Linked DNA regions of Mus musculus: all the other regions are linked to region 1. A link is a loop called in an ENCODE intact Hi-C map of the cell type or tissue named here. Cell type or tissue: heart. All regions are shown on one strand. Links, peaks and the distances in the headings refer to the core of each region. The heading gives the core; the rest is flanking DNA. Region 1 overlaps Ksr1 (kinase suppressor of ras 1). Region 2 holds the start of Gm30413 (a long non-coding RNA gene). Region 3 has its middle 8.7 kb from the start of Gm30561. Region 4 has its middle 11 kb from the start of Gm30470. Region 5 overlaps Ksr1 (kinase suppressor of ras 1). Region 6 overlaps Nf1 (neurofibromin 1). Region 7 holds the start of Ksr1 (kinase suppressor of ras 1).

What was found. A loop is a pair of places that touch in the nucleus more often than their neighbours do. Peaks named below come from ENCODE experiments on the same cell type or tissue, not always from the same donor. Only the 100,000 strongest peaks of a DNase experiment are listed, where the experiment ranks them.
Region 2: a loop joins it to region 1, with 5 times the contacts of the local background. A loop is called at or near these places in 6 of 42 quality-filtered maps.
Region 3: it touches region 1 in a loop (4-fold over the local background); 27 of 42 quality-filtered maps call a loop at or near these places.
Region 4: it touches region 1 in a loop (8-fold over the local background); 41 of 42 quality-filtered maps call a loop at or near these places.
Region 5: a loop joins it to region 1, with 3 times the contacts of the local background. A loop is called at or near these places in 11 of 42 quality-filtered maps.
Region 6: it touches region 1 in a loop (2.2-fold over the local background); 9 of 42 quality-filtered maps call a loop at or near these places.
Region 7: it touches region 1 in a loop (4-fold over the local background); 13 of 42 quality-filtered maps call a loop at or near these places.

Annotation. Positions count from the first base shown.
Region 1 is chr11:79,028,799-79,033,134 of GRCm38, forward strand. It overlaps Ksr1 (kinase suppressor of ras 1), which reads right to left. Exons shown (of 19, transcript NM_013571.3): 11 at 231-285. Gm11201 (predicted gene 11201) reads left to right here. Exons shown (of 6, transcript NR_045873.1): 4 at 1,849-1,935; 5 at 2,063-2,342; 6 at 3,645-4,336. Among named protein-coding and RNA genes, the nearest start is that of Gm11201, 7.4 kb to the left of the region's middle. In heart, for the core only: a CTCF peak has its summit at 1,870 (motif pointing right); DNase peaks (open chromatin) are centred at 2,083 and 2,753; H3K27ac peaks cover 1,445 bases.
Region 2 is chr11:79,189,888-79,194,223 of GRCm38, forward strand. It overlaps Gm30413 (a long non-coding RNA gene), which reads right to left and starts at 2,471. Exons shown (of 4, transcript XR_388876.3): 1 at 2,313-2,471; 2 at 2,111-2,228. In heart, for the core only: a CTCF peak has its summit at 2,564 (motif pointing left); a DNase peak (open chromatin) is centred at 1,544; H3K27ac peaks cover 1,007 bases.
Region 3 is chr11:79,294,676-79,299,011 of GRCm38, forward strand. No RefSeq gene overlaps it. Among named protein-coding and RNA genes, the nearest start is that of Gm30561, 8.7 kb to the right of the region's middle. In heart, for the core only: no CTCF peak of the experiment used is centred there; no DNase peak of the experiment used is centred there.
Region 4 is chr11:79,211,658-79,215,993 of GRCm38, forward strand. No RefSeq gene overlaps it. Among named protein-coding and RNA genes, the nearest start is that of Gm30470, 11 kb to the right of the region's middle. In heart, for the core only: no CTCF peak of the experiment used is centred there; a DNase peak (open chromatin) is centred at 2,554; H3K27ac peaks cover 2,208 bases.
Region 5 is chr11:79,110,895-79,115,230 of GRCm38, forward strand. The region is part of intron 1 of Ksr1 (kinase suppressor of ras 1); the gene reads right to left. Among named protein-coding and RNA genes, the nearest start is that of Ksr1, 33 kb to the right of the region's middle. In heart, for the core only: CTCF peaks have their summits at 1,246 (motif pointing left) and 2,249 (motif pointing left); DNase peaks (open chromatin) are centred at 1,228, 1,797 and 1,957; H3K27ac peaks cover 1,765 bases.
Region 6 is chr11:79,396,063-79,400,398 of GRCm38, forward strand. All of the region lies in intron 5 of Nf1 (neurofibromin 1), which reads left to right. Among named protein-coding and RNA genes, the nearest start is that of Nf1, 58 kb to the left of the region's middle. In heart, for the core only: no CTCF peak of the experiment used is centred there; a DNase peak (open chromatin) is centred at 2,489.
Region 7 is chr11:79,144,236-79,148,571 of GRCm38, forward strand. Ksr1 (kinase suppressor of ras 1) reads right to left here and starts at 2,238. Exons shown (of 19, transcript NM_013571.3): 1 at 1,820-2,238. The coding sequence starts at 2,044. In heart, for the core only: a CTCF peak has its summit at 2,154; DNase peaks (open chromatin) are centred at 656 and 2,246; H3K4me3 peaks cover 2,621 bases; H3K27ac peaks cover 2,470 bases.

The sequences.
Region 1 (4,336 bases), core at 194-4,193:
GAGCGACCCGGAGCCAAGTGCTCAAGGAAACCTAATGGAGAGGGGATCCAGAGGCAGGGGTTATGTTTAGTCTCTGTTCACCTCCGTTCCCTCGAGGGCCACAAGCCTGCTGCCGTTGTATACCCAGCCCCACTCAGGGCTCACTGTTCTGCCAGGAGGCGATTGACTCCCAGGCTCAGAGGGTCAGAAATTTAGGGGTGGGTTGGGAGATGGCTGGGGAGGGTTCATACCGTGTACTGTCGGCTGTGCTGGACAGCGGGGCTGCCTGAGAACAGGCTGAAATGTCTGTAGGAAAAAAGAACAGGAGCAGAGTGAGAGAGAGCTTGCCTTCATCCCCAAAGACCGGCACACCAGGGCACCCCCTCTCTCCTGAGCTGCCGCTGCTCCTCAGGCCACTTCCACCAGGAGCTTACTGCGTTCTGTAAGCTGCCACAGACTCAGTCTACAGCCTTTGGTCTACATCGCTGCCCCTGGCAGAGGCTCCACGTGAGTGACTCTAGAGAGACCCCAATAATTAATACCAATGCCCTGGGCCCAAATGATTCTGCAAGTGACAAAAGCTAACACTACTACCTCTGGTAGGAAGCAGGGCTAGCTGTCACTTTTTAAAGTAGGGACCCCCTTTGCCTAGCTAGTGGCAGAGCCGGCAGCTCTATGGCACCTGATAACACCTGTGATACCGACATCCGGTATATAGCTGCGGGTCACCCAATTGGGTGGCTAGTGCCATAGCTCTGGGTAAGATGAGGGAATTCAGTCTGTGTACCAGGAGGCTCCAGGCCAGGCAGCTGAGGCTGACCCCTGACCCTAGGTAGTCTAGTTGTAGCATAAAGACCCGCCTCTAGGGCACCAGAAATAGATGGTCCCCTCAAAAGTGGAGGCGAAGTGCTACATGAAGAGTGGTGGTAGGGGTCAGTGCTCCCCTCTTTCAACAAAGAGGATCAGTTAGTAGAAACTGCTCAAGCTGTCAGTAGTCCCTCCCCTGCCCGGACAAAAACCTTCCTTCTCAGCCCGCGGAACCAAACTCTGACAGAAGCTGTGGGCCTTCTTAACGGGGCACGCACACATGTGCCTGACATCCTGGTCAGTGTTGGGAGTCCACGGGCCTCAGAAACATCTCCAGCCTCTCCGGCTACCGCTATAATGGCCTCTAGACTACCAGGCCAGCATGTCCACACGTGCTCAGAACATTCCAGAAGCTACACATGCCTTAGATGAAGTGTAGGAAGTGGGGGTGTGGGCGGACGTCTGGGAAGCCTCACACCTGCTCTTGGAAGCTAAGAGTACATTGTGCAGTCTGTTCCTACCTGTCCCTGTTACAACTGGTATATGGGGCTCTACGCCCACCTTCAGGACAAAACAGGCCATTCAGGAAAAAGCACTGTGGCTCCTCGGTTGGGGAGGAACACTAGTATACATAGCCTAGAGATGGTAACTAGGAAGGCTCTTGGGAGGTAGGGGATCATACAAAAGGGGCGGATCTCCCAAGCTGTGACAGCTGGCGATCACACCCAAGTAGCGTTACAGGGATAAGGGTTGCCAAATGCTCCAACTCAGTTCCTGAATGGAGCTGATCTGGGAGATAGAAAGGCCTGGAATACCCAAATACTGAGTCTTCCAGTCTTGGCAAACCAGAGGAAAAAAAAGACTATTAGAGTCAGCTAAAGCCCACTGTGTGGAAATACTGTATTTCCAGCGGGAGGAGAAAAGCATTGATCCTATACAGACAGAAGGTGAAGAAGTATGGCCAAATGCACAGGTGTGCAAAAATAGATTTTTTTTTTTTGTAGGAGGGAATCAATCCATGCCTTATTGAATGAAAGTTTTTTTTCTTCAAACTTTCTGCAGTGAGAAGGTAGTTCCAGTGACGGCCAGCAGGGGGCGCTGTGTGTTAAGGCTGGGAAAGGCAAAGCCAGCTGACAGATGCCAATGCCTGTAAGACTCTCCCTAATTGGCTTTGCCTTGTTCATTATTCACCAGGCACCATCAGCAAGCAGTTCCTCTCCCTCATTCTGCAAATGTGTGAGTTCTGCTTTCTTATCTGTCTCTTATCACTTCACAGCAGTGTGACCCTGAACCAGTTCCCTGTAAAAGACTAGGGAGGATGGACAGACTCCAGAGTCCCATCCAGCAAGGTACTGCCCACATGAAGGTCCACACCTCCAGGACTTCGCAACCTCTTGCCTAGCTGCAGTGGACTCAAACGTGTGGGGAGAAGGCACCCGGCGGGAAGGAGAGGGTCCCAGCAAGGGGCAGTTAGTGGACCCACGCAGAAGACTCACCTGGGAAGATAAACTGCTGTCTATGATGAATGAAGTAGGCAGCTTTAAACAGAAGAGGAGGTGAGTCACACAGTGCACAGGCAGCGCGGGAGGAGGGGGGGCGTGGGCTTGGGGGGAGCAGGCACTGGTTATTGGCTTAGGCGGCTCTGCCCCAGGGGCTCTGGTGAGAAAAGGTGGAGCCATCCAGGAAAGAGACCCAAATTAGGAGAGAGTCGGGGCGTGGATAGCCCCGAGTGGTGATGCTGCACTAGAGATGGGGCGGCAGCACACCAGCTCGGTGGTTCCCTAGCCGCACAGCCCTGGCCAGTGCGCATGGGGGAAAAGCTCGGACCAGGTTTATTCTAGAAAGATGTCCTTGAGTCAGGAGGCTCAGGTAGAGTAGGGAGATCAGTGGCTTTGACAAGGTTCAATGGTGTGTGCAGAAAAGCCTCGTTCCCTTCAGTCTGGCCCCGCCCGGAAACAGCTTAACCTCACTGCCTGAGTTCTGGATCGGGCTAAGTGCTGTGATTCCAGACTTAGAACCATGACATACCACTTGCTTATGTTTTTGAGATGCTTGCTATCTTGCTTGGGCTGGTTTCAAACACATGGGCCCCATTCTCCTGCCTTGGCCTTGCAAGAAGTTGGAACTCTAGGAGAGTCCAACCTCGGCTCTACTCCATGCTAAGGCTCTGGGGACTGAGGAGGCAGTTAACCCCTCAGTGCCTTATTGAACAAGGGAGATATATGAGCTTGCCCAGGCTTTCCTGTGCAGGACAGCTATGAGGATCCTGGACAGCACAGGACAGGTAGGTGGTGGGAGGGGTTCAAGCCTTCTCAGTTCCCTAGGGATCTGTCTGTGAGTCCACTATGATCATGGAGAAGGTGACACTTCTGCATAAGGGATGAAGGAAACCCATCTCCTTTATGGGTCATCTGTGTTAGTGGAAAGGGTCCGATCAATATAATAAAAAAGACTTTTTTTTGTGTGTGTGTCCCTTGCTTTTCAAACTGGCCCTTCTGTGGAAAACCCAAACTAGATGGTTTAGCAAACAGAACTTGTTCAGAGAGTAAAGGCAGAGCAACAGGAAAGGAAGTGAATCCAGGGGCTGTGGCTGTGTTAAACCAGAGGGTGGGGTGGTACGCAGGGCACAAACTTCACTGCACTGTTAGGAGCAATCCAGCCACATGCATATTAAGGAAGGCACAAGAACAAGGGACGGAAGAGTCCTACCCCTTGCCACCCCCAAGAGAAGTCCCAAAGTCCCCAATGGGCCAGAGGCTGCTTGGCCAGCTGCTGGCTGTATATAGGGTTAGTGTCGGTCTCATTAGCCAGGTGAAGGGTTGAGGGGTGTGGTGGTACTCTTGTCTTTCTGGGCTTAGAATTCTAGGAACCAGTGATGGGACTGATCTGGATCCTGTGGGCTACAACAAACAGGAACATCACTGTGCAGCATTTCCCATTAGGACTAAAGACCAGATAAGCCCAGGACTGAGGTTTGACATCTCTTGCCAAGGTGACAGCTAAGTGCCATGTAGGTAAGTGGGCCTTGCTCTGCACCCTGGAGACAGGGCAGCCCAGTGTGGCTGACCAGAACCAATGGTAAGACAGGAATGCAATCCTGGCCTCTTCCAGCAGTTCCGGGGCAACCGGGATCTGAGCATAGCTTCTGAGGGCAGCTGGGCTCAGCTCTGCTCCTCCAGGGTTGCCCCAGGGCCCGGAATCCTCACCTGCTCAGTGGTGACCACCTTATTTTAATTCCCTATGGTCTCTGGGTGGCACAGGAAGGGATGTGAGATCGTCTTTGCGTAGCTAGACCCAGGCACAGAACTGGGTATGCAACAGATGCACTGTAGGTTTCTTGCTCCCTGCTGCCTATCACGACACTCTCAAGTTCAGACATCAGCTCTGAGAGAGGATGATGCCGGGCAGAAACTACGCCAAGCCCAGGCTGGCATCCCGGGTCATCCTAAGAAGCCAGGCTCTGTGTACATTGCTGGGCCAGCCACTCCTCCTTCCTTAACCCCAGCGTCCTCATCTGTATGAAGTGCATTAATCCTATGCTCAGCAGATG
Region 2 (4,336 bases), core at 267-4,266, 160 kb after region 1:
CACACCCCACCAGACCACACACACAAACACACACAACACCAGACCACACACAAACACACACACATACACACACACCACATACCATACCAGACCATACACCACACCACACCACACACATAAACACACACACCATACCAGAGCCCCCCCAAACACATACTACACATTACACACACAAACACACACAACACACCAGGCCACACATACACACACACACACAAACACACACAACACAACACATACACAAACACACATACACACATACACAAATTTAAAATAAAACAATCAAACAAATTCCTGTTTACCACTAAGTAGCCATATGACTTTGGGCAAGTAATTCTTTTTTACTTAAATTTTATTTATAAATGTGCTTTTACCTGCATGTGTATCTGTGTACCGTTTGCATGCCTGGTGCCTGCAGAGTCCAGAAGACGACACTGAATCCCCTAGAACTGGAGTTATAGATGGTTGTGAACCTCACATGTGGCTGCTGGGAACTCTACCCAGGTCCTCTGGAGGAACAACCAGTGCTCTTAACAGATGAGCCATCTCTCCAGCCCCTGGGGAAGTAACTCAGTATCTGCCTGCCTCCATTTCCCATTTGAAAAGTGGAGATAAGGATTTCTCCCTCACATTGTGAATATAAAATTTAGTCTAGGAAGCACAAGAATAAGCCAGGCATGGTTACATATGCCTACAATCCTAGCACTTGGGAGGTGGAGGCAGGGGTACAGAGGTTCAGGGCCAGTCTCATCTCCATACTGAATTCAGGGCCAGTCTGGACTACAAGAGACCCTGTTTCAAAACAAACAAGCACCCCTAAACAAGCTAAGATGCCACACCACAGCAGTTGTCAGGAGACAGTGATGGCCCTGCCCTGATGGTGCTGCTGGTGCTGGTGCTGTGCTGACACAGAAACAGAAGATGCCCAGGAAGTCGTGGCCACTGTGCCCATGCTCTGGTGGATGCTGACTGCCAAAGCACAGGGGGTCACATGTAACAAGGACAGTGTTCCATGTGACCTCATCATGCTTCCCTGTGTGAGAACTCCTGGGGAAGGGTCTGCCCTTTTACATTTTTAGTGATTTTTGTTGCATAGGAGATAAAGTCCAGGGCTTTCTGCACACTGTAAGCAGTCTATTTCTGAACCACACACCTAGCCCCATCTCAGTGATGGCATCAGGATGTGCCCAATGCCCAGTAACATTCAGTCTACACATCTGGGGTGGAGTCTAGGGCTCCTGAGTACCCAGAGCAAGGTGGGTCTGAATCCCAAGGTTCCTTGGTAGCTTAGGATATCTTCCATCCTGAGATAATTTGCCATCCAAATCTCTAACTGCTGGTGGAGAAGACAGATCTTTCTAACAAGCCATAGCCCTGTTCAGACTAGCTACCACTTCCCACCCTTGCTCTGTGCTTCCCAGCCCAGGAGCAAGCCAGATTCTGTGCTCCCTGCCCAACATTTATATCCCCAGCTATTTATAAACCTGGCTTACAGCAGTCTGAGACTGACGCTGAACGGGTGGCAAGAAATCTGGCCTCAAAATCATGCAGCAGCCCCAGCGGCCCCTGGCACCCATCCGAACATTTTGTCTTGCAGACTCTGGCTTGCTTTCTCTATATAGGCTTGTGTCTCTCTGGCTGCACAGGGCACTGTGCTTTCTCCAAGGAAGGTGATAGGAAGACCAGAAGCCACCACATTGTTCAGAAGGGCCCAAGAACTGGCCTATAACCCCGAGCTGCTCCATCTTAGCTGTGTACTCTTGTAAAAGTTGCTTAACCTCTCTGTCAAATTAAAGAGATTTATCCCACGATCCGGTTCCTAACAGGATGGAGAAAGTGGAGTGGCTTTGTGTGTTTGGGTAGTGCTGGGCATGGAACCCAGGCCTTTACATGGGCCGGGCAAGCACTCTACCACTGAGCTACACTCTAGCCATGACTACATGTTTGATCAGCTCTCTACAGCAAGGTGGGCAACACACATTGCTACATCTTGTGTTTTCTCTACTTCTCTCCAATAGTCCTGGACTACAAGAGACCTTAATCCATGGTCCCCATGCTGTTCTTGAGGGCTGTCACTGAGAAAGGGGGTCAATTTGAGGAAAAGTCTCACCATCGCTCAGCTGGCTGGTGGTTCCCATTCATGTTGATTTGAGTCACAGATGGTCCTACAGTCAAGGGTAGAAGTTATGCCAAGTGGATCCTGCACAGCCACGGAAGCTTCAGCATATCTGAAGGGGATGGGAGAATGTATATTTAGAAACTCATAGGAGAGAACATGGCATCAAATGGGAATTGAGATCGTGACTTGATACCTGGGCCTCTTGCTGATGTTACTAAGACAGATCTCAAGGTGGCTTTGTGGCAACTTCAAGACAGAGCCCTGGTGAAAGCAGGTAGGCTTCCCCCACATAGTCAGAGCAGGAGGGGAGAGAACAGACCTAATAGACTAACATGAGGCCCTACTGGGAAGCTCAGTAGTCTCTGGGAGGTATGCTAAACAGAGCAGGTTAGCACCTTTTTAAAAAAGCCACTTCTGGTTCTCACACTGCCCCCTGGTGGCTGGGAGGCCTGGGACAGCCAATTAGCATAAACAAAATAGGCTATGTTTCTTTTCTTTTCTTTTCTTTTCTTTTCTTTTCTTTTCTTTTTATTAGATAATTTCTTTATTTACATTTCCAATGCTATCCCTAAAGTTCCCTATACCCTCCCCCAGCCCTGCTCCCCTACCCACCCACTCCCTCTTCTTGGCCCTGGCGTTCCCCTGTACTGGGGCATATAAAGTTTGCAAGACCAAGGGGCCTCTCTTCCCAATGATGGCCGACTAGGCCATCTTCTGCTACATATGCAGCTAGAGACACGAGCTCCGGGGGGTACTGGTTAGTTCATATTGTTGTTCCACCTATAGGTTTGCAGGCTCCTTCAGTTCCTTGGGTACTTTCTCTAGCTCCTCCATTGGGGGCCCTAGGCTATGTTTCTTGCATGCTGAAGAACAATAGATAGACTTTCTGTTGGTTTTCAAGGACAGTTTGACAGGTGTGAACAGAGAAACAAAGCTGAGAGACTGGTCAGCTGCCCCCACTGTCCCTCATACCAGGCCAGGCCACAGCTTGGGGTACCAGAGGTCACATGGTGCTAGAGAAGGTGTCAGCTCAGTAAGCTAGTACCCTCCGGGTCCTACTTCACTTTCTGAGACACAGAATCTGCCAGAATGGTTTGAAAAACTGAACCTCTGTCAAGATGGCCCAGCATGGTGAGACTTGAACACACTGGCATTTCCTTGGCAAGGCGGAATGGGCCAGCAGAGTCACCCCACCCCAGCACCCTTCCCTGCTTTCAATTTCTGTCACAATGTTGTGCCAGCTCCCCAAGAGCGGCTGGCAGCTGCGAGGTTGGCTGCTGGCCGACACCAAATTCCAAAACAGAAGCAGGCCCACCCTGTCCCAGTGGCAGCCATTCACTCCTCCCATCCCTGTCTTTCCATGACCCTCGCCTCTCTTTGTGTCCTGGTTCTAGAAACAGTTCCCTCTCCCTGGAGAAAATTCCCAAAACCCCTTACCCAGTCACTGCCTAACTCACACTGCTTGGGTCCCCCAGGTGCTGAGTGTCCCTCTAGCCATGTGCCCATTTCCCAGCTTCACCTGACAGGGAAATGGGCACTTCAAATGGATGAGGATAGCCCCAATGGAGGAAACAAAACTGGAGGGCTAGCCTGATGCTCTAGCTCTGCTGTCGGATCTCAGGAAACAGTCCAAGTTCTCAGTCCACAAGACATGGACCTGACTACATTACTCAACTGGAAGTAGCCCAAGAAACCTGCCTCAAGGGCTGACGTCCCAGAAGCCAGCGTCCCCAGCAGGACCCTCCTCTTGCCTTCCTCTGTGACTCCTCACATCCCCCAAACTCCCTACCACAGCTCAGAGGAGGCGGGTCCAGTCAAATGGTCAAATGAGAACTTGCTCTGTCATCCACTGTCCTTTGAGCTTAATGTCCTGTATCTCACTTTAACTTAGCTATGATATTTTGAAGTCACCTATGGTCTTAGCCAGGTTTTCCATGGCCATGAAGAGACACCATGACCATAGCAACTCCTGTAAAGGCAAACATTTCATTGGGGCTGGCTTACAGGTTCGGAGGTTCAGTCCATTATCATGAACGTAGGAGCATGGCATCATCCAGGCAGGCATGACGCAGGGGCTGAGAATTCTACATCTTGTTCCAAAGGCAAACAGAAGACTGGCTTCCAGGCAGCTAGGAGGAGAGAGGGTCTCAATGTCCACCCTCAAAGTGACACATTTCCTCAACAAGGCCACACCTCCTCCAACAAGGCCATACCTCC
Region 3 (4,336 bases), core at 236-4,235, 270 kb after region 1:
ACTCACTCTGTAGACCAGGCTGGCCTTGAACTCAGAGATCCGCCTGCCTCTGCCTCCCAAGTGCTGGGATTAAAGGCGTGCGCCACCACACCCGGCAATATAGAGACATTTCTGAAGGCCCCCTCTTCTCTGTGTCAAGTTGACATAAACCAGAAAAAGTGGCTAGACAAAACACACTGAGAGGTCAAAAGTGAATCCCTGAGATGAACAATCTTCTGAGGAGTAGGCAACTCAGTACAACAGCAGAACTGATGGCTGGCTCCTACCGTGGTCCTCTGTCTCTGTCTCTCTCTGTCTCTCTCTCTCTCTCTGTCTCTCTCTCTTTCTTTCTCTCTCTGTTTTATTTTTTGAAACGGGGTCAAATTCCTGATCTTCTCCAGTGCTGGAATTACGGGCATGAACCATCTGTTTTATCGTGTTGGGTTTTTTTTTTTTAATATAAGATTTATCTTATGTGTGTGGATGTTTTGCCTGAATGCATGTTTGTACAACGCAACACATCCATGCCTGATCCCCACAAAGGACAGAAGGGGGCTCCAGATCCCCTGAAACTGGAGCTACAGATGGTTGTGAGCCACCATGTGAGTGCTAAGAATCAAACCTTGGTCCTCTGAGCATCTCTCCGGCCCCTGTCTTGTTCTTTTAAATAGTGGAGAGGTGTTTCCTTTCTATGTCTGTGCCATTATCAATAGCAATACTTGTTTTCCCTCTAGAGACAGGGTCTTTTCTTTTTTCTTTTCTTTCTTCCTTTTTTTTTTTGTTTTGTTTGTTTGTTTTGGTTTTTCAAGACAGAGTTTCTCTGTATAGCCCTGGATGTCCTGGAACTCACTTTGTAGACCAGGCTGGCCTCTAACTCAGAAATCCGCCTGCCTCTGCCTCCCGAGTGCTGGGATTAAAGGCCTGTGCCACCACTGCCTGGCTGTAGCTCTGCTTGGCATGATATTCAATATGCACCCCAGGCTAATCATAAATATGTAGTTACCTTCCTGTTTTAGCCCCAAAGTGTTGGGACTCCACTGCAAACCATCACCATCACATATAGCCTTTCAAACTTTTTAAAATGAAAATGGGAGAGAGAGAAATATTAGCTATACCCCAGCTTGAGAAGAATTTTGCTGAGGTAAATATTTTTTTAAATGGTAAATTGGGAGCTGTAGAGATAGCTCAGAGGTTAAGAGTATTTGCTACTCTTACAGAGTACCTGAGTTCAGTTCTCAACACCTGGAGCCACCTGTAACTACTGGGAAGGCAGAGGCAGGCAGATTCTGTGAGTTCAAGGCCAGCCTGGTTCGTAGCAAGTTCCAGTACAGTTAGAGCTACTTAGTGAGACCCTGTCCCCACAAAACAAAAACAGGTGGGGCATGGGGCTGTTTTAATCCCAGTACTAAGGAGGCTGAACCAGGAGGATCACCCTTTCCAGACAAGCCTGGGCTCCTTCCATAGGGAGAACCTGCCTTAAAATGTAAAAACCAACAAAAAGGTTTGGTAGACAAGACTCTGTCTGCTGTGTTAAGTCTCTTTATTTACACTCACCCTGAGTATAAAACCACCCCACATGTCACCTGCTACCAAGCAATTTCCTTCGCCCATCAGGGGAGTAAAGGTTTTATGTTTGACAAATAAGGTAAAAAGCACACAGTACAAGGCTAAGCAAAGGAACAGGAAAAACAGCCCCAGAATACTACATATCAGGAAGAAAGTTGATCTGAGCTTTAAGGGACTTCTCCTGACCTCTGCTGGCAATGTTTGGTATTGCACTGCCTGAGTGGTTTGTTTGTTTGTTTGTTTGTTTTGTTGTTGTTGGTGGTGGTGGTTTTGTTTTGTTTTTTGTTTTTTCAAAGTAACCTGCAAATTCAGAATTTTATTTATTTGTTTAATTTTTTTCTTAGACAGGATCTCCTGTACCTCTTGACTAGCCTTAAACTGTGTAGCTAAGAATGACATGAGCCAGCCGGGTGTGGTGGCACATGCCTTTAATCCCAGCACTTGGGAGGCAGAGGCAGGCGGATTTCTGAGTTCGAGGCCAGCCTGGTCTACAGAGTGAGTTCCAGGACAGCCAGGGCTATACAGAGAAACCCTGTCTCGAAAAACAAAACAAAACAAACAAACAAAAAGAATGACATGAGCTTTCTGATCCTCTTCTTGGTCTCCCAAGTTCTGGGATTATAGGTTTGTGTCATCATGCCTGACTTTCTGTGCTACTGGGGAATCAAACCCCAGCAAGCCAGTAAGCTCACTACAACTGAGCTACCTCCAGGCCCAAAGTCAGAATTTTAGAGTTGAGGTTTATGGACCAGGGGGGTCTAAATCTCTCTTTTTAGGGATGAGGAAAGGGTGGTTCAGGGTTTGTTCAGAAGAGGTTGTTTTGTGGTCCTAGAGGTTGAAGACAGGCCTTGCTTATGCTGGGTTAGTGCTGGGCCCCACACACGCACAAACACACACACACACACACATACACACACGAAAGGAAAGAGGGAGAGAGGGAGGGAGGAAAGGTGGATAGGAAGAAATGTTGGCAGTGGGGAGAGGGGGAAGGAAGGAGGGAAGGAGGGAGCTGGGAGTGCTGGAGAGCTGTCTTAGTGGTTAAAAGTGCTTATGTAAACAGCTGAGTCTTGGCTGACCACATAATACTGCAGAGTAGAGATATCTTCAGAGCTTTTCATTTGATTGATGTGTGTGCACTCATGCGAGAAGGCACGCTCACTGCATGTACATGTGGGGTCAGAGGGTTGTGATCGGGAGTTTTGGGTTTTTTTATTTGTTTTGTTTTTGTTGTTTTTTTCTTTTTAGATTTATTTACTATATTTAAGTACACTGTAGCTGTCTTCGGACACTCCAGAAAAGGGCATCAGATCTCATTATGGATGGTTGTGAGCCACCATGTGGTTGCTGGGATTTGAACTCAGGACCTTCGGAAGAGTAGACAGTGCTCTCAACTGCTCAACTGCTGAGCCATCTCTCCAGCCTGTTTCTGTTTTTTTTTTTTTTTTTTTTTTTCAAAACAGGGTTTCACTTTATATCCCCAGCTGTTCCAGAACTTGCTCTGAAGACCAGGATGGCCTTGAACTCACAGAGATCTGCCTGCCTCTGCCTCCCAAGAGCTGGGATTAAAGGCATTTGTTATTACACTGGACAAATAATATGATGTTCTTAATTGATATTTATCTTATTTGCTTATTATTTTTCATTTTTATAATTTTGACATTCAACAGTTAGTTCTCATCCTCATTGACTGTCTATAAATTTTTTAAAAAAATTTTTTTTTTGGTTTTTTGTTTGTTTGGTTGGTTGGTTTTGGTTTTTCGAGACAGGGTTTCTCTGCATAGCTCTGGCTGTCCTGAACTCACTTTGTAGACCAGGATTCTGAACTCAGAAATCCGCCTGCGTCTGCCTCCCGAGTGCTGGGATTAATTTTTTTTTAAAGATTTATTTATTATTACATCTAAGTACACTGTAGCTGTCTTCAGACACACCAGAAGAGGGTGTCAGATGTTGTTATGGATTGTTGTGAGACACCATGTGGTTGCTGGGATTTGAACTCAGAACCTTTGGAAGTGCAGTCAGTGCTCTTAACCTCTGAGCCATCTCTCCAGCCCCATTTTTTCTTGTGTGTGTGTGTGTGCGCGCGCACGCGCGCACACATCTGCTTGTCTGTGTGCACAATGTAATTTTAGTCGCCCTTGGAAGCCAAAAGAAGGTGCTGGGTTCCTTGGAACCACAGTTTTACCCAACATGGCTGCTGGAAGCTGAACCCGAGTCCTTGTTAAGATCAGCAAGCACTCTCAACCACTGAGCCATCTCTCCAGCCTGTCTGTCTATTTTTGAACATAATAACAGGGACATAGGTCACACAAGCAGAGCTTGTTTGGTGACACATCCTCATTGTGCTTTGTGGACAAGCACCTCATTCCTTTGCTACAAACAGATTTGTTGAGCCTCGTATGGGCATCCACATCTGAGTCCCCATCTCCTTTAAGCTTAATTTCTTGGTCTTCTTGACTGCTTCCTGAAGCCCTTCCCAAGGATGCCCTTGTGAATGGTGATGGTGTGTGTGTGTTATGGGTCACCTCCTTGTTGAGAGAGAACTACAGTTCTTTCTCTTGACACTTACCATTGGAAGAGCCATTCTGCCAAGCTCAAATTAGAAAGGTCTACATATAAATATGCATGGACTGCAAGCCTGTCTGAAACCAAGAAGCAAATACAGTTTGTAAGTTAACATCTCAGGGGTTAACTTAATTCTGTTGTTTTCTGGTTCGTGTGTATTTGTTTATTCTTTGGCTGATGCTGGGGAACTGAACCCAGAGCCTCAGGCTTGCCAGGCAAGTGCTCCACC
Region 4 (4,336 bases), core at 90-4,089, 180 kb after region 1:
ACTGGAATCAAGCCCCAGTTAAACACTTTCTTTTCTATGGCTTGGTCATAGTGTTTCCTCACAGCAACAGAACAGTAACTAAGTCACCCCTCTCCCCAGTTGCTTTGGCAGTGGTGTTTAATCACAGTAATAGAATCCCTAAGTAAAACACCATCCACACCACTTCGGTATCCTAGGTAATGAACTCTGGAGCATCTTCCCTCCAGTCTGACAGGCCTAAAATCTAGAGTGAAATCAACTTCGGCAGTTGTGGCAGCAGCTAACGCTCAGGCATTCACTCAACAAACACTTACTGAATTCTGACTCTGCTGAAGATGTCGTAGATATGGCCATGCACAGAAGACACATAGAGCCCTGTCTTCACGGAGCCCAAGTTCTGAGGGGCAACTGTTGCATGTTCAGGGGTGCAGGCACCACTAGCAGCACCTTCCATGGCTGAGCTCATTTGTCCCTCACACTGACTCTGACCTAGACTGCTCTGACACCCAACTTTCAGATGAGTGGGGAGGACTCACAGCAACCAACTTGTGTGGAATCACGTCAGCAGCCCCAGCTCCACACCACTATATATATATATATATATATATATATATATATATATATATATACACACACACACACACGCACACACACACACACATATATATAGTACTGGCTGGTTTGGGGTGTCATCTTGACACAAGCTGGAGTTATCACAGGGAAAGGAGCCTCCCTTGAGGAAATGCCTCCATGAGATCCAGCTGTAAGGCATTTTCTCAATTAGTGATGGGGGGGAGGGGAGGGCCCATTGTGTCTTGGGTTCTATAAGAAACACTATGAGCAAGCCAGGGGAAGCAGGCCAGTAAGGAACATGGCCTCTGCATCAGCTCCTGCTTCCTGACCTGCTTGAGTTCCAGTCCTGACTTCCTTGGAGATGAACAGCAGTATGGAAGTGTAAGCCGAATAAACCCTCTCCTCCCCAACTTGCTTCTTGGTCATGATGTTTGTGCAGGAATAGAAACCTTGACTAAGATGTGTGTGTGTGTGTGTGTGTGTGTGTACACATACATATATTTGTGTATATATATACATATATATATATGCACATATATATATATACATGCACATTGTTTTACGATCTTTCCTTTCTTCTGCGGCCATGCCATCCTGAGGAAGACCAGGAAACATTCCGGAGCCACGTGAGCCACAGCGGTCAGGGTCCCATATGTAAGCACCACGAGCACCCAGATGATGCTGGAGGCACGAATCACCACAGGATCAACTTTGACAAATATCATCATCCAGGGTACTTTGGGAAAGTTGGTGTGAGGCATGACCACTTCAAGAAGTTTCATAGCTTCTGCCCAATCGCCAACCTGGATAAATTGTGGGTGCTGGTCAGTGAGCAGACATGGGTCAATGCTACAAAACAAACAAACAAACAAGACAGCAGCTGCTCCCGTATGTGGTGTCCAATCAATCCGGCAACTTGTTCTAGGAAAGGGAAAGCTCCCTAGGCAGCTGTCATCATGAAGGCCAAATTCCTCGGCAGAAGAGCTGAAGAGAAGATAAAGGATGTTGGAGGTACCTGTGCTCTGGTGGCTTGAAGCCACCCAGGGGGTTAATTAAATGCTAATATTAAAAAAAATCTCTATGGGAACACATGTTGTAAATCGTCCTGGAATTTTTTACCTCATCCAACTATTGGTTGCTGTGGGGGTTTTTTTTTGTTTGTTTGTTTGTTTTTTTTTTTGAGACAGGGTTTCTCTGTGTAGCCTTGACTATCCTGGAACTCACTGTGTAGATCAGGCTGGACTCGAACTCACAGAGTTCGGACTGCCTCTGCCTGGGATTAAAGGGTTGCACCGCTCCTTCCTGTTCTTTAGAGTCTTCAATGAAGGGCTGGTTTCCCTTTCCTGTGTCCCCTTCGTTTTCCAAGTCTTTCTGGCTGCCTCAGATACCAGGACAAGTCTTTTGTATTCATAATTCGTGGAGTGCAGGGAGGTGAGGAGTCCAACCACGGGATCAGTGTGGCTTGAAACCTACTGTGTGGCCTTATTGTTACTTCATACTCCCGGGGTGGCTCTTGGGAAATAGCTGAGATTTCCAGACCGAGGCAAGTCTGTTGTTCTCTGGAACCTGGGAGGGAAGGAAAAGGGGAGCCTAGAGGGCCGGCGTGGGTCAGGTAGGCCATCTATAACTGTGGGATCCTCTTCTTCCTGGTGAGGGCCCAGGCTAGTATTTCTGGAACAACCCTGTTGCAGGACCCACAGTGATCACTATTTAGGAAATGTGTCTGCAAACAGTGTTGGGAACACCACAGGAGGAAGAGGCCGGAGTAGAAGATGAAATTATTCCTTGCAGTGCGGAGCTGTGATTTCCTAGCCCCTCTGGGCAGGATGTGCAATGCACTGTCCCTGTCCCATACACCTCAGGTCTTGGATTTCCCAGCCCAGATTGTGGCCGTTCCCTCACACTGCAGGCTTTGGCGCCCCCTGCCGGCCCCGGAGAGCCGTGCCACGCTCCGAGTCCCAGCGATGCCAGAAGGGCATGTCACTGCTGGGGCAGGATTAAGTCACTAGAAAGAAAGGAAATGAGTCACCACTCTTCGCAGCTGGGGGCGGCCTGGGGAGAGTGTCGAGATAAGGATACAGGAACTAGGGACAATGGCGGGAAGTGAGAGGAATGTGGGCCCAGGACAGCCTTCAGTACCCTCTGCACCCTGGACCAGCAAGGGAACCCTCCGAGGGAGGCAATAGGGGTGGGACGGGCTGAACCTTGGGTTGTTGGAAGAGAATGGGACAGAGGACAGCCCAGGGCGCCCATATCATCTTTCCCACATCCATTGAACTTCCTAAAAACCTTAGCTAGACTTCCTGAGAACTCCTGTAAGGCCCTTAGCATAAGACACAAACTGTAAGAACACCCCAACACTCGCCAGGGAACATGGGCAGTGTAAACATGGGTCGTGCTATTTCCAGCTATGGAGTCTATTTTCCAGAAGGAAAGTGTTCCCTCAGTAGTAAAGATCTCTGTAGTCCTTGCCCGGGGATTTAGGAGAGTTGGCCTTCGACCTCAAAATAGCTCTGGTCCCATCTGGATTAAGATGTCTGACAGCAGGCCCACAATTTGAAGTTGGAAAGTCTGTTCCAAACCAGTTGTCCGTTCCTTAAGTCCTGAATGTTCCTTCGTTAAGTAGTCATCCCTTTGTCCTGAAAAAATAAGATAACTTTATGTTCTATCTCAGACAAGAAGGGCTTTCCATGTGACCTTCCAAGGTGGCCCACTCGAGTTGCCCCTCATGTCTCAGGTGTGTGTGTTGAGTTCCCTCAGTAGGTCTCTACTTCCTGGAGGGCCTTTCCTCTGTTGTTCCTTTGAGCCAGAATTGAGACAGTCACCAGTGGAACTGGGTCTGCTAGAGAGTCATGGCCAGTGGGCAATTGGAGAAGAAGTAATGGACCCACCAGGAAATATCCCACTGGAAAGAGAAGAGCAGAAATTATTTTCACATATGAACATGTCTGGGCCTGCCAAAGGGGTGCCTAGAGTCCTCCAGTCCCTTAGGTGATGATTCTCCCAGAAGACATCTGTCTTGTCTGTCTTGTCCTACTCATTCCAGCCCACAACCCTGTCACGTGGGTGAGTCTACCAAGTGTCTCCTGAACACTAATGGTAAGTTTCCCATGGGACAAGAGAGCATTGTGGGATCTTCTCCCCTCTGGTGGTCTCAGCAGTGCGGGGCCACGATGACTCAGGGAACAGAGCTGCATCTAATCAGTCCAGATCTCCTTAGGATTTTGATAGGCGTCCCTGAGGCTGTCACCAGTCCCCTCCCTTCCCCAGATGGCCCCCTGTGCACACAGTACCCAGTATGCATATTCCGAGTCCACACAGATCTTTATGCTTTTTCCTCTGCTGGGCTTCAGAGCTCTTGTCTGAGCTGAGTTCAGGGGGTTTCAGTGTCAGCCAGAAGGGATTTCAGTCTCAAACTGTCTTCACAGCATATCCCAATCTTCTGATTCCATCCTGAACAAATGAATTCCCAGCCCTAAACAACTGGACATTGGAACTCTGCAGAGAGTGATCCTTAGGAGCTGGCCTGCATAGACGCTGCATAGCCTGCATAGTTGGCAGCAGAAGTGCTCAAGGCCTGCCTCTTCAGGGAGGAGAGCAGCAGGGTTGAGAGAGAGCTGGGCTTTAATGTGCCACTTCAGGAACTTCCAGGAGAACAGCCTGGAACTTCATTCTATCTGGCAACCGTAACTGTCTCTTTTAATTAAAATTAAGTATCCTCCTGAAATCAAGGGGGTATAAACTCTTGAGAGGCTGTCCCAAGGTCTGCTGTGTGCCTCAGGGG
Region 5 (4,336 bases), core at 113-4,112, 82 kb after region 1:
CAGTTTTAGAACACTTTCCTAGCATGCCCAAGGCCCTGGGTTTGAAAGAAAGAAAGAAAGAAAGAAAGAAAGAAAGAAAGAAAGAAAGAAAGAAAGAAAGAAAGAAAGAAAGAAAGAGGGAGGGGGAGGAAGGGGAGAAGGAGGGGAGGGGAGGGGAGGGAAGGGAAGAGAAGGGGAGGGGAGGGGAGGGAAGGGGAGAAGAAGGGAAGGGAAGGGAAGGGAAGGGAAGGGAAGGGAAGGGAAGGGAAGGGAAGGGAAGGGAAGGGAAGGGAAGGGAAGGGGAGAAGAAGGGAAGGGAAGGGAAGGGGAGAAGAAGGGAAGGGAAGGGGAGAAGGAGGGAAGGGGAGAAGAAGGGAAGGGAAGGGGAGAAGAAGGGAAGGGAAGGGGAGAAGAAGGGAAGGGAAGGGAAGGGAAGGGAAGGGAAGGGAAGGGAAGGGAAGGGAAGGGAAGGGAAGGGAAGGGAAGGGAAGGGAAGAAGGAAGGAAAGAAGGAAGAAAAGAAAGAAGAGAGAAGGAAAGAGGGATATGAAGAAGCAGAAAAGAGGAGAAGGAAGAGGAAGAATAAAAAAGTTCAAGGCCAGTCTGCTCTACAGAGTGAGTTCCAGGACAATCAAGGCTACACAGAGAAACCCTGCCTCAAAGAAAAAATAAAAATCCAGAGGCTGGAGGGATAGCTCAGTCTGTAAAGTGCCCACATTCCCGAATTTGGACCTAAGTCCAGACCATAGCACCCAGGTGAAAAGTCAGGTACATTGGTGGCGAATGCTTGTAACCCCAGCTTTAGAAAGGTAGACAGGAAAATCCTTGGGGCTTGCTGGTCAGCCAGTCTAGCCAAATCAGCAAGGCCCAGGTCCCACTTAGAGACCTACATCAACAGAAAGGGTGGCTGGTTCCTGAGCAACAACACCTATGGCTGACATCCAAACACACCACACACACACACACACACACACACACACACACACACACACACCCATTCATACAACCCTAACAATTCCCCCTGACCCCCAGCTTTGAAGCAAATATCTGTGCCTGGTCAGTGCCACCCAACTGTGGACTGACATGAACTCTGGTTCCACTGAGGCTTCACCCTGTGCCCCGGACTCAGTGACTGAAATACCCGGTTGGCAGTCATGTGTTACTGAGTGGGGACAGCTCACCAGATGACACTGTTCTCAGGATTTTGAAACTAGAAGAAACACTGGAAAAGATCACCAGGCCTCCCTCTGGTGGCCCATATGCACGTACCAAGGCTCATGAGAGGACTGTGTCACAGGGAGACTAAGAGCTAGGTCTAAGGCATCATGGGAGCAGGTACCCCGATAACCCTGGAGTCCTGGGCCAGGCTACCCACTACTCTTATTTCTTATTCCTGCAGAAATCCACAGACACAGGCAGAGTGTCACACAAAGGCATTCTGGCAAGAAGGGCATGGAGTGGGCAGGGGGACAAGGAAGTGAGACAGTTACTGCACATGGCACTCCTTGCCCCACCATGTCCCCTCTGACTGAAACATACATTTCCGGGCAGACACGGTTTCTAAGAGACACCCAACTTCTCAGATGCCTTTCCCAGGCTCCGCAGGTAAAAACCTCAGCCTTGTGCACAAATCATTCCCGCTCTGAACACCGGGGCCTCCGTCCAATGGCTGCTCATCTGCCCCACCCTCGCCCCCACCCCAGCTGCCCGACTTACCCGGCTATGCCCACTGAGATATCTTATCAGCCTCTCACTTGGGCTGCTGGGCGGGAATGGGATCACCTGGGGCACCTGCTTATGGGCTGGGCAGGGACACAGCCGCCTACCGGGCACAGGGAGTCACCCAGCAGACCGCACTGAGTCAGAGGCCAGGGTCCAAAATCAGTTTCCTGGAGGGCCTGTGACACCACCCAATGGTTCAGACATGGCCATCAGGGCTCAGACGGGGCTGCCAACCCGACTCAGAAAACGGCTCCGTCAAGGATTTTTTTTTTTAAGCTGTACAAGTGCCAGAAACCTCTTCCTCTTGTTATTACTTTTGAATGTAAATTAAAAGACCTGTTCTTTCATGTCTCTGGAATGCCGATATCAGTTCCTCAGCTGTCTCCAGGAAAACATGAGCTCTGCTGGAGTCAGAAACAGCGGGGCTCAGTCCCCTCGTCCATTTAAGGACATTGGCCAGGCATGTGACAGTGGGTAAGTTGTCTCTTTCACTTTTTATGACTAGGATAGACTTCAAGCTTCCCAGTTACTGCCACCTGCTGTTCCTTCCCATGCCCAGAAAGCCACTGGCTTCGATTGCCAGGCTCCGCACACCGCTGGGACCCCACACCCCCACTGCAGGAACTACTACACAGTCCTTGCACAAAATCTGCGCGGTAGCTTTGCCCTCAAGTTCAAGTCTTTTGCTTAAACTCCTTAGATGGCCTCCCTCACTGCTCCTCAAGCTCTCTGGATTTGTGCATTTGTGTCTGAGTGTGTATTCAAGTGGGGGCGTGTAGGGGCCAGATGGTCAACCTTAGGTGTCCTTGCTCGGGGAGTGGGGTCTGAGGGGGGGCATCCACCATGTCTTTAAGACAAGTTTCTCACTGTCTGGAGCCTGCCAAGTAAGCTAAGTTTGCTGGTCTGTGAGTGGAGGGATCCTCCTGTCTCTGCCTCTCCAATACTGAGATGGGAACAGCCATCTACCACACCCAGCTTTTTTTTTTTTTTTTTTTTTTTTTGTGGGTACTGGAGATGGAACTTGGGTCTTTGTGCCCAGACATCAAACAACTTATTAACTGAGCTTTCTCCCCCTTATCCTTCCTCTACTTTCCTCGCTCCCTGTCAGACATAGATCCCTAGCATGTCCAGGGAGGGGCCTCTGCTCCAAACCACAGCAGCCATCGAAGTCCCATGTCGGGGCTGGCAAAATGGCTCAGTGGGGAAAGGTACTTGCCATGGAGCCTGAAACCTGAATTTGATCCTGGAAAGTCCTCTGATCTCCACACCTACTCTGTGGCATGCTGGCTGGCACTCTCTCTCTCTCTCTCTCTCTCTCTCTTTCTCTCTCTCTCTCTCTCTCACACACACACACACACACACACACACACACACACACACACACACAGAGTCCATGTGGATGACAACTGTTCCAGGAAGATGGGACACAACCAAAGGGCCTCAGGACCCCTAACGTTCTCTCCAGACACAGAAGCAGACAGAGTGAATGACCTGCAGACCACATAGCCATGGGTCTCTTAAGGGGAATAAGCTGGACAACAGAAGCCCACTGAGCTGAGCTGAGCTGAGCTGAGCTGAGCTGAGCTGAGCTGAGCTGAGCTGAGCTGAGTCTGTCTTGCTTCTGCTTCCCAGCAGCAGGCAAATCCTTCAGCTCTGCTAGCGAGTGTCACCAGTGCGACTGCACTCATGCGGGGCCCATTATTTCCTCCCCGAGTCCCCTCCCTCCTTGACATACCCCTTAATTAAAGTTTAGGGTTGGGATTTTTTTTTTATGATGCTGTTCTTTAAGCACATGACAACACAGAAGGAAGAGTTATTTAAATCCAACTTGCAAGGGGAAACCGGCATCGTTAGAAGGGCAAAGCAAGAGCACATTTCACTGGGTTTCAGGTATTTCAAGGTCACTTCTGAAGAACAAGACAGAAAAAAAATGGGATCCTGGAACTAAGGAGCAACAGCCTGACAGAGTGACATGCTGGGTTTTACTGTGACTCCTTCCATACCTAACTTACCCATGGCACTCCGTCTGTGACAGAGACACACTCCATCCGAGAGTGGGAAAGATAAAAGGCAAGGTGAAAGGTATGGATGGCTAGCAGGCCCACAGCGGACAAGACACCCCCAGCCTGTCCTTGCTCCTCCTCCTGCAGCCACCCCGGTCCCACTTCCTCCCAGTCTCTCTGGTCCTCCCTGGGAGGTGTTCCCATGATGCCAATGATGGGGCTCTCCTCCTCCTGGGACGATGACCTGGGGGTTGCTCCTGAAATGAGGTCACCCACAGGAGACCACATGCCCATGAAAACCAGGCCTCCGATGACAGCATCTCGAATTTGTCCTAGGATGGTCCCCACCCAGCCTGGCATGACCTGGCCAGATGGATAAGCCACCAGGGGCTCTGTATCTGTGTTGTATCCCGTGTCCTATTTCACTAGATCAAAGTTCTGCACCTGGATGTTTGCAGGTGTCACAAGAAGAATCCCTTCCCGCACCCTACTTCCTAGCAAAGAGAAGAGCTTGGTGGGGAGAAATTGAATTTAAAAGTACAGCTTGGCAGGCTGGAGAGATAGCTTAGTAGTTAAAAGCACTGGCTGTTCTTGGAGTTCGAGTGTTCCAACACCCACATGGTGGTCCACAAC
Region 6 (4,336 bases), core at 169-4,168, 370 kb after region 1:
GCTTGACTGGATTTTGGGCATTTGAAAATAATACAGCAGAACATGAATTTTATTTTTTGAGACAGGGTCTCTCTGTTTATCCCTGGTTTTCCTGGAACTCATTTTTGTAGATCAGGCTAGCCTTGAACTCAGGGATCCACCTGCCTCTGCCCCCTGAGTTCTGGGATCAAGAAGGGTCTTTACTGTCATGTTCATCTGAGAATATGGATATTTAAAATCTTGGCAGTAGGAAGTTTTCTTTTTTCTTTTTCCTTCCTCCCTTCCCTTCCTTCCCTTCCCTTCCCTTTCCCTCTCTCCCTCCCTCCCTCCCTCTCTTTCCTTTTTTTTTTTAAAGATTTTTTAAAAAGTTATTTTATGTATATGAGTGCTCTAACTGCATAGAGACCTGCATTCCAGAAAAGGACATGGAATCACATTACAGAAGGTTGTGAGCCATTATGTGCTTGGTGGGAATTGAACTCAGGACCTCTGGAAGAGCAGCTAGTGCTCTTAACCATCTCTTAACCGAGCCATCTCTCCAGCCTGGGAAGTTTTCTTGAGCTACAAGTTTTGCTTTTAATAAGGAGAATGTTATCCTTTTAGAATTTGATCCCTTAAGTGACTCTAGGTCGCAGAATCAATTTGTTTGGTTGTCCAGGTGCTTGAAGAACATGGCCTTGAGCTGCTGGAGTAGTGTATGCCTGTAATCCCAGCACATGGGCAGATGAGGAAGGAGAGTTCAAGACCAGTTTGAGCTATGTAGTGAGTTCAGTGTCATGATGGGCTATAGAGGAAGCCCTGGTCTCCAGAAAAGTAACAAACGAACAACTCCCTCCACATCAAAGGACGGAGTGAAAATCTCAAACAGTGGCTTAATTTCTGACCTGAGAGACTGAGCTTGAGTTATGTAAGCTATGAGAAGTTTTAATAGTTGTGTAATACAGTTTTCAAAATACTTAATATTACAAAACATGCTATTAAGCTGGATGTAGTTATATACACCTTTAATTCCAGCACTTGGGAGCAGGAGCAGGCAGATCTTGTGAGTTTGAGACCAGCCTGGTCTACAGAGCTCCAGAACAGCCAGGTTTCTGTAGAGAGACCCAATCTCAAAGAAACAAAAACAAAAGCAATACAGTGACAGAAAACTTTTTTCTTTTTTGCCTTTAATTTAGTACACAAATTTTACATGTGTTCATGGAATCTTGAATTCTTTGAAAGTCAGTTTTAAGAGAAAAAAGTTTATAGACATGAGTGTCTACTATTTAAAAAGTCAGAAATATCCCAGATAACCTAATGATAACCTCAAGGTCTTAGAAAAGCAAGAACAATCCAGATTCAGCAGCAGGGGACAGCTGGAAGTAACGATGGTCAGAGCAGAAATCAGTGAACTGAAGGATGAAAGAACTGTGTAGAGGGAAACAGAGAGTCGGCTCCTGGAAAGTTCAGCAGGATTGGCAAGTCCTGGCTTGTCAAGACTCCATCAAATTAGAGATGAACAAGCTGAGTTAACTACAGGTCCTAGTGAAGTGCAGAGAAGGAGGGTATATTCTAAATAGTTGGTAAACCTAGAAAAAAAATGGGTAAATTCTTAGGTCTATCAAAACTGAGTCAGTATGGTATTAACAGCCTCAATAGATGCATAGCAATCAAAGACATTGAAGCAGCTATAAGGCAATTCAAGTAGTAATAAAAGATCTCCCAACAAAGAATGCAAGAGCAGATGGAATCCACTGCCGAAGTCAAACAAAAATTTCCTTTACAGAAAAATAGCAAAGGAAGGAGTACTACCATTCTGTGAAGCCAGCAGTACAGTGATAAATACGCAACAAAAAGAAAACTTGAATTCTCAACAGAACTCCAGAAGCAAAACTCCAGAACACTGTGGTTTCCTTCCAGGGATGCAGTGTTGGTTTAACACAACATAGAATAAACCATAGAGTAAACCAGCATGTAGGTTTACGAGCAGAAATTACCCGGTAATCACAGGTGATCAGAAAAGGCCCTTGCTTCAGAAGTTCAGCATTCCTTTATAATAAAAGCTCAGCGGGCATAAATGAATGCACCAAAACATAAAAAAGGATGCATATGAATAAAACCCATAGCCAACATTATACTAATTGAGGGGAAAATAGGAGAAGTTCCTCCAAAATCTAGAATGAGATTAAGGTTCAGACTTTGTGTGGTGCAGACTTTTAATGCCAGTACTCAGAAGGCAGAAGCAGGTGGATCTCTTTGGTTTAAGCCTAGTTTGATCTAGTTCCAGGCCAGCTAAAACCATATATTGAAACACTGCATCAAAAACAACAGCAAAACAAAAACAAACAACCTAAAAGTTTCCAGTTCTCTTTTAGAACTTAGTTTAGTATGCCAAATCTTACCTAGGGCAGTAAGTCAAGAGAGAGCAACAAAAGGAATTCAGATGGGGAGCAAAAGTCCAATTTCCCCAGTGCTGAGGCAACATGTCTTGTTTCACAGCAGAACTGAGGTGGGAGCTCCCCCTGCTGGCTAGTTTTCACAGTGCAGAAGTTGTATGTGGGAGACTGGAGGAGAAAGGCATTAATGAGGATCGCACCGCAGAGATCTCTGCCACCCATAATACCAACTTGTAGGCAAGATGTACTCATTGCAGTAGTGGCACAACCATACGGAAACAACCAGATGCTCTGTGCTTGGTTTTGAAGCCTGTTCCCCAAGAGGGAGTCCATGCCTGGAACTGTGAACCTAGTTAACTTCCTATGCCTGAGGTCTTTGACCCTGGAAGGGAACTTACTGTTGTTGTTTAGTTAAATTGATAAAGCGCCAAGCTGCCTTTAAAATACTTAGGTTTATGTTCGTGAGTTAAACACTACTTTGAAAAGTATAATGAATAAGGAAAATTTAGAGTCACATGGCTGCTGAAGATACTGAGAGTAAGTAGTGGGCAAGTGCTCAGCCCTCAAAAAAAAAAAAAAAAAAAACAAAACATTCAGGCTACCTCTCTGAGGCTCAGGGAGCAGTGTAGAATGAGGAGTGGGAAGAGTAGAAGAGCTGGAAGCTAATGAGAAGAGCTGCAAAGTACTGTCATGTGGCCGTGACACAGCCAATGAAAATCATGATCTCACAGCAGCAGCAGCAGCAGCAGCAGCAATGGACCTATACAAGACTGGTCCCATCTACAGTCTTCATATATCTGAGAAGGGTCCATTTGGTCCTCCCCTTCCTTGCTGAACTATGAACTACTAATGGATTTGGGTTGGGGGAGAGCAAACAATGTTATCTTTTGTGTACCACCTGATCAGCCTATCGTTCTCTGATGAATAGTAGCAGACCCCTGGTCACACAGGTGACCCTAATTAAACTCAGTGCATCACTGAGTACAAAAATGTAATGTGTGAATAGGATTCTAGGGAGTCATAGAGGTAATAGTGAAATAAGAGGGAGAAGTTTGACAGGAGTCAGAAATAGGCTACATATATGTATGAAATTGTCAAAAGAACAAAAATAATAAAGTAATGAATAGAAATATGAGTAAATACAATTTTTGTTAAGAAAGAAAAAAATAGACTTTATACACACCCAAAAGGGGATTTATTAGAGTAACCTATAGGTGTGGCCCAGATAGTCCAGCAATGGCTGTCTCCTGACAGAAGGGCCAAGAACCAGACTGGATGTCCCAGCGGTCCTAATATTATGCTGGAGTCCTAGAGAAGTCTTAGAAAGCTACTGGTGTTCAGGATATGTTGGAATACAGAAGAAGTAGCATCAAGAGATGCCCTAAAGGATCTGCTGTACTCAAGACATGGCCTTCAGAGCAATCCAGTTAGCCGCTGGAAGTCTAGAGGGGCCACCCCTCCTAACACTGTTGTTGTTGTGATGATGATGATGATGTCTGTTGACTCTAAAGGGCACCAGGAGCCCAAAGTTTTCAGGAAGAAGTTTAAGCTTCCAGTTCAATGGAATGTATGTTATGCCTTGGGCAGAAAAGTTCTCCCCCCTTCTGGAACACAAGCTAGTAGGCCAGCAGACTTAAGGTTGTGGTATCAGAAAGTAAAAGTTTTTCCTGTAGGACTGTAGGGGTGATAGTGAGTGGAACCATTTCCATTTCTATCCCTTGATCCCTGGATTCCTGAATCCTGGCTAGGGAGAAACTGAACCATATATTAGATGCTGAAGCACATACTGCTTTCTGGAGAACCCTGCCCCAGTCTTCCAGGGTTCTGTCACCGATATCCATTGTAACTATGTCTTCCAAAGGCTATTCACACCATTCTGTCAAGTTAGCTGCTTCAGGAGGTAGGGAACATGGTAAGACCAGTGAATTCCGTGAGCATTAGCCCACTATTATATTTATTTGCCTGTGAAGTGAGTTACTTGG
Region 7 (4,336 bases), core at 259-4,258, 120 kb after region 1:
GGCATGTGTCTTGTTCACACTGCAAATGGCCCTTGGGCCTTCAGAAGCCACAAGAGATGACCTCAAAATGCACCCAGTAGGGAGGCTACTGCCTAACCAGCTCAGAGGCCTGAACAGCTGGAGACTCTGGGGTATCTGATGTCACAACTTTGTCAAGATGTGCAATCTCAGAGGACAAAGAGAATTTGCAGAGAATAAAGAATAAGCCATTCTACATACAACCAGGGACCCAGGAGCACCTCAAAGGGACCTGGGGAGGAACTACAAAGGCCAACCCAGAACATTCAACAGCCCAACAACATAGCAACTCAACAGATATACATGGCAGGACAACGAGCCCAGAACTATGACACACAGGCCTCCTATTGTATCAGCCTAAAAAGTGAACTTTGCTGGACACACACACTCAGCTGTGTTCAAGAAATCCACATGCAGAGACTCCCAGTGCAGGGTTTTGTTGGTTTGTTTTTAAGGCAAACCCCAGGTCAGTCCTGCTATAGCAACTGTAACAAAAAAACAATAATAATAGCCAGCACTGTTTGGAGTCTCCCAATGTCCCTGGCTTCATGGCTTTTATGAAAATACAACTAAGGGAGAGTCACCCTGAGCATTTTGGATCAAACAAGGATTCAGGCTTGTGGTGCGAGAGGAGGGAGGGCTGGTCTTGTAATAATTACAGCAATCATCAGCTGGCTCTAGGACAGCTGGCAGATGCAATTAGCAATTGTGTGTGTGTGTGTGTGTGTGTGTGTGTGAGAGAGAGAGAGAGAGAGAGAGAGAGAGAGAGAGGAGAGAGAAAGGGTATTATGTATCTAACAAGACATCCTCAGACCTACAGAAACCAAATGTGGCAATGCCAGGGAAAGGCCCTTCTTAGGGAAAGAGTTACTAAATAACCCCTTCACTTTCAAAGGTCTTCCAGTCTCTGGGCAAAAGCAAGTTGGGAAGGCACTAGTTTCCCCCCCAATGTGTAAGGGGGTGGGGGAGCGTCCCCTTCTGAAATGCCAACCACCTTTCTGGCTGGTTCTTCCAAATCGTTTTAATGCTGCACTTCCCAACTGTATAATTTGAGAGAAGAGAGCTCACACATCTTGTTTCCTCATTGCACTCCAGGTTATCTCTGTCAGCAACCCCCTTAAGTAGCCTGTTCTTACCAAAGGTTCCCTTCCCCAGTATAATCCTTCCTAGGCCAAAGCTCAGTGTTTGGGGTGGAGTAGGGAAGTCAAAGGGTAATTTCATTTTAAGCAGTGAACCGCTGTGACATCTCCAAAGACAAGCACCCCAACGCCTGAACAGCAAAAATGCTGTTTCAGCAAACACTTTTTGAAAAGCGGCAGAGACCTGGTGGAAAGGAAAGAAACGGACAACAAGGAGAGTGGGGAGTGAGGGGAAAGTCAGTGCCACCGATCGATCGACGCTCACACTTCAAGGGACGTCCCCCACATCGCCCCAGCCCACGCTACCGGACTTAAAGCACACGGAGAAAAGACCGGCGCGTGATTCAGTGGGACAATGACTACTGTGGGCACTGGAAATAGGGTGAAGGCGGAAAGGGGTTTGCAGTGGGGTGCCCTGTGCATCCTACTCGGCACGCTGGTCTTCGAGACTCGATCCAGTTCCACGCTAACACCCCCCTCCCCTAAATTCTTCCAAAGTGAGAGCTGGTCGTAGGTCCTCACGCTGCCGCATCAGAGAGCTCGGGAAAGGGAGGAAGACTCCAGCCAGCAACCCCGCTGCAGGATGCAACTCGGGAAGGAAAGCAGTGGGGCGGCTCCCGGGCCACCGCCGGGTCCGGACGTGGGGCGCAACGGCCCCTTACCTCTAGGGTCCGGATCTCCTGCTGTGTGAGGTCGTTAGACACTGAGCACTTGGTGCGCAGCCCGCGCAGACTGCCGATGGAGATATCGATGAGCTTCTGCAGCTGGCCGCACTGCTGCAGCGCCCGGCTGACGGCGGCCCCTGCGCCCCCGTCCGCCGCGGCGCCCCCGCCGCCGCCCTCCTTTTTCTCGCCCATCGCTGCCGCGCGCAACGCCGCTCTATCCATGCCTCGGCATCGGGGCCGCTGGGGGCCGAGGCGAGGAGCCCGGGGACACGGGCGCCTCGGCAGGAAAGCCCCGAGCCAGGAAGGCTGCACTAGGAGCGCCCCTTGGCGCCGCCTAAGCCTGCAGTCCCGAAAGCCTGCTGCCCAGTCCGCTCCTCCTCCCGCCCAGACGCGGCGGCAAAGCGAAAGCCTCCACTACCCGACGGCTGTGGTTGTTGGAGCCTTTAAGCGACAGCGGGGGCCGGATCGGGGCCGCGACGCATTCTGGGACTTGTAGTCCGCGCATCGCATCTGCTTTCTGGCCCGCGCCCTCGGGGCCCCGCCCGCACTTCGGCCCCGCCTGACGTCTAGAAGGGGCTGCTCTGCGCCTGCTCCAATTCGTGCGCGTCGTGGTCTAGGGAGTTTGATTCCTTTACCCCCATCTCCCACTACTACACCCTTCTCACACACGCAAGCGCACACACATCAGTAGCTTTCCGAGACTGGCGAATGGGGTGGGGAAGGGGCTGATGGCTCAGACCCAGATAACCCCTGTCTTGTAGGATATTGAGGGTCCTAAAATTTTTGTATGAGTTTAGGGGTTACCATGTATGGGAATGCGCTAAAAGTGTAGCTCAGCGGCAGAACATTTGCCAGGCAAACACAAAGCCCTAGGTTTGATTCCCCAACACTATCAAAAGAAAAGAAAAAGAAACACCCACCTTCATCAAAATCTCACAACACCCGACGAGGCTGTGTTTGTGTTCACATAGAGCTTGACCCTGAATTGTCACACCAAAGTTACTGTGCAGGCAAGGAGAAAGGACTTTCTTCTGTGTTCTATTTACTCAACAAAATAAATTTAGTGCCCCCCATACCCTGTAGATGCCACATGGGCAAAATATTAATTTGTTGAACAGTTCTAAGAGTTTCGAGCCAGAGAGAACCTGGGTCTACCCAGTATGTGAACTTGGACAAATAGCTTTCCTCTGAGTGCCCAAGTTTCCCCTTCACATCAAATAGGGTAGTCATAGCCATCTAGTCTAGAGGGTTTCTTTAAAAAAGTTATGTTTCTAACAGCACCCATATTAACTGCTGGCATGTGCGATCAAGTATACATGCTAGCTCCTTTCTAACTTCACACTATCTAGATGAGACCCTGAGCCTCAGCAGTCAGTGGTCTTAGCAGTGGTGTTTCCCAGTCTGCCCTAATTTAAGCTTTACCACACCTGCTCATTCTCCTCTCCCATCAGTCCACCTCACATGTTCTAGCAATAAAAATGAAGTGAAAATGAGCCAGGTGGCAGTGGCACTCTGGAAGCAGAGGCAGGAGAATCTCTGTGAGTTCCAGGCCAGCCTGGTCTACAGAGCAAGTTCCAAGACAGCCAGGGCTACACAGAGAAACCCTGTCTCGAAAAAAGAAGTAAAAACTGAAGTCAAGTGTACACACTTTTAATCCCAGCACTCCAGAGGCAGAGGCAGGAGGATCTCTGTGAGTTCAAGACCAATCTGGTCAAATAGTGAATTCAAGACCAGCTTGGGCTACATATATAGTGAGGTCTTGCCTCAAAAACAGTGTTGGGTTAGACAGATAGCTCAGCAGTTAGGAGCGCTCGCTCCTGCAAAGGATGAGGAGTTCTGTGCCCTGCATCCGTGTGATGGATCACAGCCATTTGTAACTCCAGTTCTAGGGATTCTGATGCCTTCTAACCTCTGTGAGCACCAAGTAGTCACATGGCTACACATACATGCATGCAGGCAAAACACTCAGACCCATAAAACAAAATTAATCGAACAGAGCTAAACAAAAAGAATTACTGGGGCTGGCGAGATGGCTCAGTGGTTAAGAGCTCCGACTGCTCTTCCGAAGGTCCCGAGTTCAAATCCCAGCAACCACATGGTGGCTCACAACCATCCGTAATGAAATCTGATGCCCTCTTCTGGGGTTTCTGAAGACAGCTACAGTGTACTTACATATAATAAGTAAATAAATAAATCTTTAAAAAAAAAAAAAAAAAAGAATTACTGATACAGGTAGGTGTGGGAGCTCACATTAATCCCAGCACTTTACAGGCTGAGGCAGGAGAATTCTTTACTTGAGACCGACCTAACCTATCTAGTGGGACCCTGTCTCAAAGGATTATGAAGATACAACAATCCCCACTCTGTGAACAAGACCCCTCTGGTGTACTTACATGTTCCCAGCCCTTTCTGTTACCACAGCCCCACTCCAGACCCTGTATACGAGAAGCAACTACCTTGAAATAAAACTGCAATGGTGGTTTTCAAGCTTGAACAGTGTCACAGTCAAGGGGA